2 separate regions of the Mus musculus genome follow, and region 2 is linked to region 1. The links are chromatin loops, found by intact Hi-C in ENCODE. Cell type or tissue: gastrocnemius. All regions are shown on one strand. Each heading gives the region's core, and the rest is flanking DNA. Links, peaks and the distances in the headings are about the cores only.

Region 1 (4,390 bases), core at 141-4,140:
AGCAGCAGTTAGTGTTGTGTAGGCCTGACACATGGCAAGTGGTCTATCTGGCCAGAAGATGGTGCTCATGCCTTGGATTTAAAACCAAACAGGCAAATCTGCAATGTTCTAAAACATGATGAAATTTTTATTCTTGTAGCAGATATCATGAAGTCTGCCACATTTGAACAGACAATTTCCCAATTAGGCTATATGGGTCAGTTTCCTGTACAGATGATGTTATAAGCTAAGAATAAAGGGGCCTTAATAAACAGGTATAAAGGTATGTGCTGGCCTGAACTGTGGCATGTTGAGGTTCCAATGACTAGAGAGAATCCTCAGGGTACAACGAATTTCGGGGCAGTGATTGCATTCATTTAACATTTTTAAGCTGCCAAGAAGCACTTAAAGAACTGTTCTAAGTCCTCAGTCATCGGGGAAATGCAAATCAAAATGACCATGAGATCCCACCTTACACCAATCCTAATGGCTAAGATCAAAATTTCAGGTGAATGTTGGTGAGGATGTGGAGAGAGAGAAACACTCCACCATTGCTGGTGGGATTGTAGACTGGTACAACGACTCAGAAATCAATCTGAAGGTTCCTCAGAAAACTGGAAACAGATTTACCTAAAGACCCAGCTATACCACTCTTGGGCATATATCCAAAAGATTCCCTGCCATGCCACAGGGGCACTTGTTCCACTATGTTCATAGCATCCGTATTTGTGATAGCCAGAAGCTGGAAACAACTGAGATGTCCCATGACAGAATGGATACAGGAAATGTGGTTCATTTACACAATGGAATACTACTCGGATATTAAGAATGAGGACAATCCTGAGTTTTGCAGGCTAATGGATGAAACTAGAAAGTATGATCCTGAGTGAGGTAACTGAGACCCAAAAGGACATGCATGGTATGTATTCTCTAATAAGTGGATATTAGCCAAAAAAGTACAAAATACCCAGAATACAGAACTCAAGAAGGTTAACAAGCCAAAGACCCAAGTCCTCAATCCCACTTGGGGGGGAGGGGTAGAAAGCATTAGGAGGGGGTGGGCAGAAGGAGGGACCTGGGTGGGAGAGGGGACAGGGAGAGGAAAAGGGGAACATGATCAGGTATTGGGGTAAGGGAGAATCAGGAGTGAAGCTCTGAGAGCCAGCAGAAAAGAATAGAAACCACCCCCCTCAGATGGGGGGACCCTCAGAGACCTGGGAAGTGAAAGACTCTCAGAACTCAAAGGGAGGGACCTTAAATGAAATGCCCAACAGTGGGGAAAGGGAACTTATAGAGTCCACCTCCAGTAGAAAAGCAGGACATCAAGTGGAGGGATGGGGTTGCCATCCCACAATCAAAAACTCTGACCCAGATCGTCCCTGTCTAAAAGAACTGCAGGGACAAAAATGGAGAACAGACTGAAGGAAAAGAGGTTCAGTGGCAGGCCCAAATTTGGATCCAGCTCAAGGGGAGGCTCCAAGGACTGACACTACCCTCAGAGAGGCCCAACAAGCAGCTGACTGAGACAGAAGCAGATAGTTACACCCAACCATTAGACTGAAGTCGGAGACCCCTGCGGTTGAATTAGGGGAAAGACTGGAAGAAGCTGAGGAGGAGGAGGGCAACCCCATAGCAAGACCAACAACAGTCTCAATTAACCTGAACCCCTGAGTTCTCTCAGACACAGAGCCACCAACCAGGCAGCATACATGAGCTAGTCCGAGGTCCCAACATATATACAGCAGAGGACTACCTGGTCTGGCCTCAGTGGGAGAAGAGGCACCTAACTTGAGAAACGAGGCCCCAGGGAGTACTGAGGCCTGGCGGGGGCATCCTCTTAGAGAAGGGGTAGGAGGAATGGGATGAGGAACTGTGGGAGGGGCGGACCGGGAATCTGGCAACGACTGGACTGTAAAAAAAATAAAAGTAACCAAAAACATTTTTAAGCAGCTATGCGGCTTCATGAAAGCAGTGGTTCCCGAATTAGTCTCAATCATAGTGTAACACACGAATGATTTGTGCCATATGTCTGTATCACCAACAGTTAAACATTTTTAAGTACAATAGAAGACTATATTAAGTCCCTGATTATACACACACGCGCAAATTTGCGCGAGAAAATTTCACGAGATTGAGTCCTTGCTGGTGACGATCTCCTTGCGGCAAGGAGACCTACAAGTGTGTCGATCTGTTCGACGAGACATTCGTCCTGCCAGTTTCTGTGAACTCGGTCACCAAGTTCGCGGTACCGGGAAGACTACAGTAAAAGTGGCGAGGGACGACCTCCGAGGAACAGGGAGTGCCGACGACTCCCGGACTTGCGAGGACTCACGGGCAGGCCCAAGACGGCTGGGGTGACTGTGACGGCTGCAGACGCAGCTGGGATTACAGGCTGCATGTCTTTTGCAGAAAAAGAACTCAGAAAGGATAACCTACAAAAGCTGCAATCTAGTCCGGGAGACCTCTAGCCTCTCCCCAGGAGCTGGGCTCGTCCCGCCTACCGGAGCAGTAGAGCACTGCATGCGTAGAGGGCCGCCGGTACAAGGGGGCGTGGGCAAGCTCGCAGTGCACACCGGGAAACTCGGTCCTCCGACCCCATCTTGCTTTGCTGTCTGCAGCGGTGACCGTGGGAAAGGGCAACTGCTAGAGCCATGAAGCTCCTCAGCAGGGCCGGGTCCTTCTCGGTGAGCATGGGACGTGCGTGGGGCAGGGCTGGGGACGCTTGTCGGCCACTCAGGAGCTGGGTGCGGAGTGTGCGGCCTTGGCCTCAGGCCTGGGTCTGCCCTTCAGGTAAACCCCGCGGAGAAGGGGGCTGCCAGCGAGCCGAGGCCTGGGAGGCTCGGCGGGTCCTGTGAGCAGCCGAGAGCTAACGCGGGGAAAGCGGAAGAGGAGGGTGGCCTGGAGAGTGGCGGAGAAGCGGCTCTCGGGAGATTCCTGAAGGTCACTCGAGAAGCAGGTAGGGTGTAGGCCAACGCCACCCGGGCCGCCTGCTTCCCCTACCTACGACCTCTGCCCCTGGGTTGATCCCGAGGCGTCGGTTTCCCCAATGCGTGCGAGTTTATTAAATTCACAAACGCGGTGCGCTGCTTATCTCAGTGCCGGCACCTTCGTTCCTGTCAGTACTCAGTCCCCGCATTCCTTAAGATGCTCGTTTTCTCGGGGTCCCATTTAAAGGCTTCCTCCAGGAGGGGCTCTTGATCTTTCTTCAAGACTAGCCCTAAAATATGTAGTTGTCACTTGCGGTGAGGAGAGGAGTACCTCATGTGTGTCAGCACGTTATCACGCTGGAATCGTGGTTTTCAAGAGATGAGAATGGGAGCATTTAAACTTCAACAAGGGCTAATTTGCCCCTACTAGCCGGTCACATGCGGAGCTTTTTATTCGTAACCACCTGTTGAGAGAGTGCTTCTAGCATCTAGAGGTCAGCGGTGCAGCTAGACATCCAACCATACAACAGCAGCCCCTACAGCACAGTTACAACGCGGAAATGCCAGGAGTGTCTGTGTTGAGAGACGACTAGACAGTGATACACCAGGCCTGGGCATAGTGTTTCCTTGTGCTTTATACTTACATATATGTGTTGTACAAATTTAGGCTGCAGTTGTATTCCTTGTGCCTAGACAGACCAATTGCTAGCAGTCCTTAGAGAGCAGGACTTTCCATGTGTTATTAAAACAAAGTAGAAATTGTATCTAAGTCTTTCCTGAAAGGAACCCAAAAGAAGCAGGAGATTTTAAACTTCACTACCCAAAAGCACAGAAGTGGAAGTGTGGATTATTCATATGTGGACTGTTACACTTGGATGTTACAGGAATTACATCTTGGGCACAGCTAAAAATTCACAGCTAAAAATCACAAGTGGCTGCATATACCTTATCCAGCAAACTAAAATGAAAATGACACAGTTAATTATATTCATAATTTACAAGCAGGACTGAAGGGATAAAGTAGTAATTCCATGAACAGGTGAAAACCAGCAGCCAGATTAGCCCAGCACTGACTGAGTGTTCAGCATACAGCAGTCTGGGCAGTGCCGAGTAGGAGCATTATAGAACTTTACAGGTACACTTGACAACATGTTTAGTGGATCTTAGCATCATGAAAGTGTATTTGCTTGCATGTCCATTAGTAATCCTGTGAACCCTAGACATAATTGGAATATCTTAATAGCTTTATACCATTGTGTATAATGTGTGTGTGTGTGTATGTGTGTGTGTGTATATGTGTGTGTAAAGTCAGTGCATTTAGATCCATCATCCAAGTTATTACATATTATGCTGAGAATTTGTTGTTGATTTTAGGATTGTGTAGATATTTGTTCAATAAAGCTAAGACCCTTTCTTGGTTGAATATGCCTAGTACAGCACCTGAAAGGGTGAAACTGTAGTGCAGACATTAAGGGCACTGGGAA
Region 2 (4,390 bases), core at 166-4,165, 840 kb before region 1:
TCCTAACACCTAATCAACTTAATTTCAAGTGGTATGTAGCTTTTATTTTTCTTTTACAAACTGACTTTTTGAGTATCTAAAATTTGCATCATACCTGGCTTTTTTTTTAATCATACCTGTTTTATCCCTGTCAGTTCTGTGCAAAATTCAGAAAGAATTGGATGTTCTTGAGGCTGAACGTAAGCATGAAACTCAGATTCAATCTCTCCAGTTGCTGTATTCAACAAAACTGCTGGAAATTCAACTAAATAAAAGAACCATGGGTTAATACTTAAATATATTTTATTTATTTTTTATTGTTTATTATTTATTTACTTATGTACTTATTTATTTATTTCTGGCTGGTCTGGAAACCTATATAGATCAATAGTTCTCAATTTGAGCCGGGCATGGTGGCACATGCCTTTAATCCCAGCACTTGGGAGGCAGAGGCAGGCGGATTTCTGAGTTTGAGGCCAGCCTGGTCTACAGAGTGAGTTCCAGGACAGCCAGGGCTACACAGAGAAACCCTCTCTCGAAAACAAACAAACAAAATATATCTCAATCTGTGGGTCACATATCCTTTGGGGTTCAAATGGCCCTATCACAGGGGTTGCATATCAGATATTTTATATTATGATTCATAAAAGTCACAAAACTACAGTTGTGAGTAGCAATAAAAATAATTTTAAGTTTGGGGGTCACCAAAAGATGAAGAACTGTATTAAGGGGTCACAGCATTAGGAAGGTTGAGAACCACTGATCGAGATTAAGCTGGTTTCAAATTTATAGAGATCCACCTGTCTCTGCCTCTTGAGTGCTGGGATTAAGGGTGTGTTGCACCATACCAGGTCTGAATATGTGAATTATCCTGAACATACACTGCTTTCATAATAGCATCATTAAAAAATCAATTCCCTTAAAAGCTTATTCCAATACCCAAAGCAGTGAGAAGCAAAGTTATAATAAAGCTGTGCCATGGAATAAGTCAGAATATCAAAAGTATGCCCATTTTGTTTTACAATTAAACATGAACACAGCATGAATTAAAATATACTTTACTATTGAAAAGCCTTTTTTTTTCCAGTTGTATCTAATCAAAGTTTTAAATGTAATCTTAAAACAACTAGCTACTTTGGATAATCACATTCAGGTATTTGGTATTTTATTCTTTTGTAGGTCAGAGTTTTTATATTAAACTACGAGCTTACAGCATTGTTTTCTTATTGGCTGGCTTATATCTAGGATGTTTAAGAAGACTCCTAGAGCACTAGCTTTGGCCACTGGCCATCCACACTCACTTATTTCAGGGCTACTGTGGTGCTTCCCATCATTCCAGCAGGTAGACTCAAAGTCAACGACAATTAAGTAGGCATACAACTGTTCTGCAAAAGACCACAGTGTTCTTAGGTTCCGACGATGTTCCAAGGGCAAGGCTTCAAACTGTAACGTAAGCGTGGGACTTACTCAATCTGCTCCCTCCTGGATTTCCACTTGCTGGTGTAACTGACTTTCTCCTAATTAATCCAAGCCGCCTAAAAATGCAAGACACAGGAAGATCAATAAACTCATTTACACTGCAGTTAGAATATGATATTAAAGTAATAGCCCCAAACAGATGGCAAAATCATCTCTAATGTACGGTAAGTGGAGCTGGGTGTGAGGGCCCCACACCTGGAGGCTCAGCAGTCAGCAGGCCACGGCCAAACTGAACTGAGGGACAGCTTACAGCACACAGCAGGACCCTGCCTCAAACAACAGCTGCATACTGACTGAAGGAAAGGAGGGCTAGACTTTAAAAGTCCTAGGTCCTTGTGCGAATGGCCATCCTCTCTTGAGTTTAGTGTCCATTTTACCTGAGCGGGCTTCACAAACACTACTCTTACCTGTTCACGTTTTATAGTAGTACCGAGGAATTGACTATAAAGATGTATTTTTCAAGCCTTTGCTATGTACCAAGGGGATGATGCCTGTGCTTAAACTCTAAAAATGGAGGGGAGAAAGATTACCAGAGTACTACTGAAAGGTAATCTATGATTAAAAACAAAAACAAAAACAAAACAAACAAACCTCCCAACAGCAATACACTGCAGTCCAAAGAAGGGAAGATCCCAAATGATGACGAATACAACTTTAAGTAGACAGACACCTGGAATAGTTATTTTGGCTATTTGAAAAAGACAAGACGTGAGGCCAATGTAGGGATTTGGAATGAAAAACTAACATTTACTAGTCACTTCTTCAGCAAATATTTAATTAGGATGGTGACTTCTTTTAAACAATTCTAGGTGGTAGACATGTCTGCAACCTGTATTTTATGCAAGAGAAAAGTAAATGATTTGCCTAAAGATGGCCATAGTATGTTAACCTTTGACAGGACTTTTCACGCTTGAATCCTATGCTATTCATTAATACATCAGATAGGGGTTTTGTTTTGAATCTGGTTTTGTTGTTGTTTTGAGACAGTCTCACTATTTAGCCATCGCCTGCTTGAACATCACCATGAGGACCAGGCTGGCCTCCAACTTTCCATGCTGGTATTGTAGGTCCATTCCACTATGCCTGGTAAGTTTGATACTGTGTCCACAATCTCAACAAATGTGTACAACGCATCCAAAAATCTGTGCACAGCATATTCCCCCCCACCCCCCCCCAAAAAACCTGAGAGAGTCTGTGGTAATTCTGACAATAAAACTGGACTAGGCAGGTCACTTGGGCGCAGTGGCACCTGCCTGAGAACAGTGTGCAGAGCTGTCACGTTCCAGGTCCCAGGGGTCTAGAATGAACAGACCTGATAGAGCATGCCACGGTAGGGAGGACCCGGGGTTTCTCGGGCTCCTCCAACTTGTCGCGAATGGCGACGTGGGGCCCGAGAAGACCAGGGCCCTTTTCAGATCCAGACCAAACGACTGCGGATGAACACCGCCCACCCTAAGGGGAACCCCCTAACGTACCGCGCCAGTCTCTTGGTCGCCATCCCCGGACCCTGGGTTTCGCAGAGTTCAACGGCCGGAAGTCGGACGCCCCCACTTCCGGTCTGTTTAAACGCCGGCGCGGCAAGGGAAGCGGGCGCTTGTAGAGCGGCGGCGGCCGTCGCCAGCGGTTTGTGGGCGTTGCATAGGGGGCGGTTCGGGACCCGGGGGCGTGGACAGAGGCTTGAGGACCGGGAGCCCCTCGCTCTGCGCACGACGCGCCTCAGGGAGCGCTTTAAACTTCGCGACGGCTTAAATTGAGGAAAGGAGGCGTAGGTCTGTGGCCTTTTTTGCGAGGGCCAAGAGTGGTAAACTGGTTTGAGCCGCTTCAAGAGACAAACCAACCGTCACTCCTGTCTAGCGCTTTGCTGGAGAGAGGCCGCGACACGGTTTCCTGGTCGCCGCGGGGTCCTCAGCTCCAGCTGATCTTTCCCCTACAGCCTGATGGAGCAAGAGAAGGAGGAGGCGAACTCCAGGAAGAGGAAGGAGGCCCCGAACTCCTCGGCCTCGGCTACAGAGCGGGATGGACCTCCTTCGCATATTCAGGACCGCGAGCCACAAGCCAAGGTGAGCAGAGGAGAGAGCCCAGCAGGCTGGCCCGAAGTCACTTGTGGCTGGGAGTCACTTTCGCCAGCACCCGAAGGGTCCCTGCCGAAGGGTAAGGGCTCACCCACTGACCTCACTCAACTCTGCTCCCTTGGTTGTACCACCTCGTCCAGGCTCTCTCCATAGTTTAAAACTGACTTAGTGTCTGGTACACAGAATATTCATTTAACAAACATTTATTAAGATCCGTATAACAAAATATTTCAGGAATATCCATGCACACCTAAACAGGATTCTCTTGTTTTTATACAATATTTATGAAGAAGTAAAAATGAATGGTCATTTTGATGGGGAATTTATCCTGGGGAAATGATTAGATGGAGGAATGATACCAGTAATAAGAATGTTTGCCCTAGTATTTGTATTTTTAAATGTTTCATCGAAAAGAGAATTTTAAATATAAAATTTTCATTACATATTTAAAAATGCACTTAGCCTGAACCATTTTCTCATGTTAAAGTTGTGGTTATATAACTGACTGATAGGGAAAAATATAGATTAGGGTGGGGATGGTTAGAAAGCAGATGGATGTTTGTAAAGTCCCCTGGGTTGGAAACGGTAGTCCAGAGATTAAAAAGCTTGATCTTCGGAGGCTGCATTCCCGCTGTGGCTTTTAAACCTCTTTCTTCATTTCTTTGTTGTAAAATGGGAGTATGGTGATCCCCACTTAAAAGTTCTAAGAAATGATGTAGTACAAAGAAATTTCTCAAAACTGTGTGGCTAAGAGTCAGCAGTGTGGCTCAGTAATAGAGGACTTGCCTTGCATGTGCCCAGAATTCAGTCCCTAGAACAGAAACTCAAAAAAGTGGTTAATAGTAAATACCTAACCTTAG

The links. A loop is a pair of places that touch in the nucleus more often than their neighbours do. Peaks named below come from ENCODE experiments on the same cell type or tissue, not always from the same donor. Only the 100,000 strongest peaks of a DNase experiment are listed, where the experiment ranks them.
Region 2: a loop joins it to region 1, with 7 times the contacts of the local background. A loop is called at or near these places in 2 of 42 quality-filtered maps.

Annotation. Positions count from the first base shown.
Region 1 is chr7:120,632,660-120,637,049 of GRCm38, forward strand. It overlaps Uqcrc2 (ubiquinol cytochrome c reductase core protein 2), which reads left to right and starts at 2,530. Exons shown (of 14, transcript NM_025899.2): 1 at 2,530-2,663. The coding sequence starts at 2,631. In gastrocnemius, for the core only: a CTCF peak has its summit at 2,478; DNase peaks (open chromatin) are centred at 1,794 and 2,558; H3K4me3 peaks cover 2,626 bases; H3K27ac peaks cover 2,288 bases.
Region 2 is chr7:119,790,985-119,795,374 of GRCm38, forward strand. It overlaps Eri2 (exoribonuclease 2), which reads right to left and starts at 3,074. Exons shown (of 9, transcript NM_027698.5): 1 at 2,934-3,074; 2 at 1,447-1,514; 3 at 1,281-1,364; 4 at 117-244. The coding sequence starts at 2,956. Rexo5 (RNA exonuclease 5) reads left to right here and starts at 3,138. Exons shown (of 20, transcript NM_001370778.1): 1 at 3,138-3,227; 2 at 3,392-3,518. The coding sequence starts at 3,396. In gastrocnemius, for the core only: no CTCF peak of the experiment used is centred there; DNase peaks (open chromatin) are centred at 2,536 and 3,047; H3K4me3 peaks cover 1,708 bases; H3K27ac peaks cover 1,058 bases.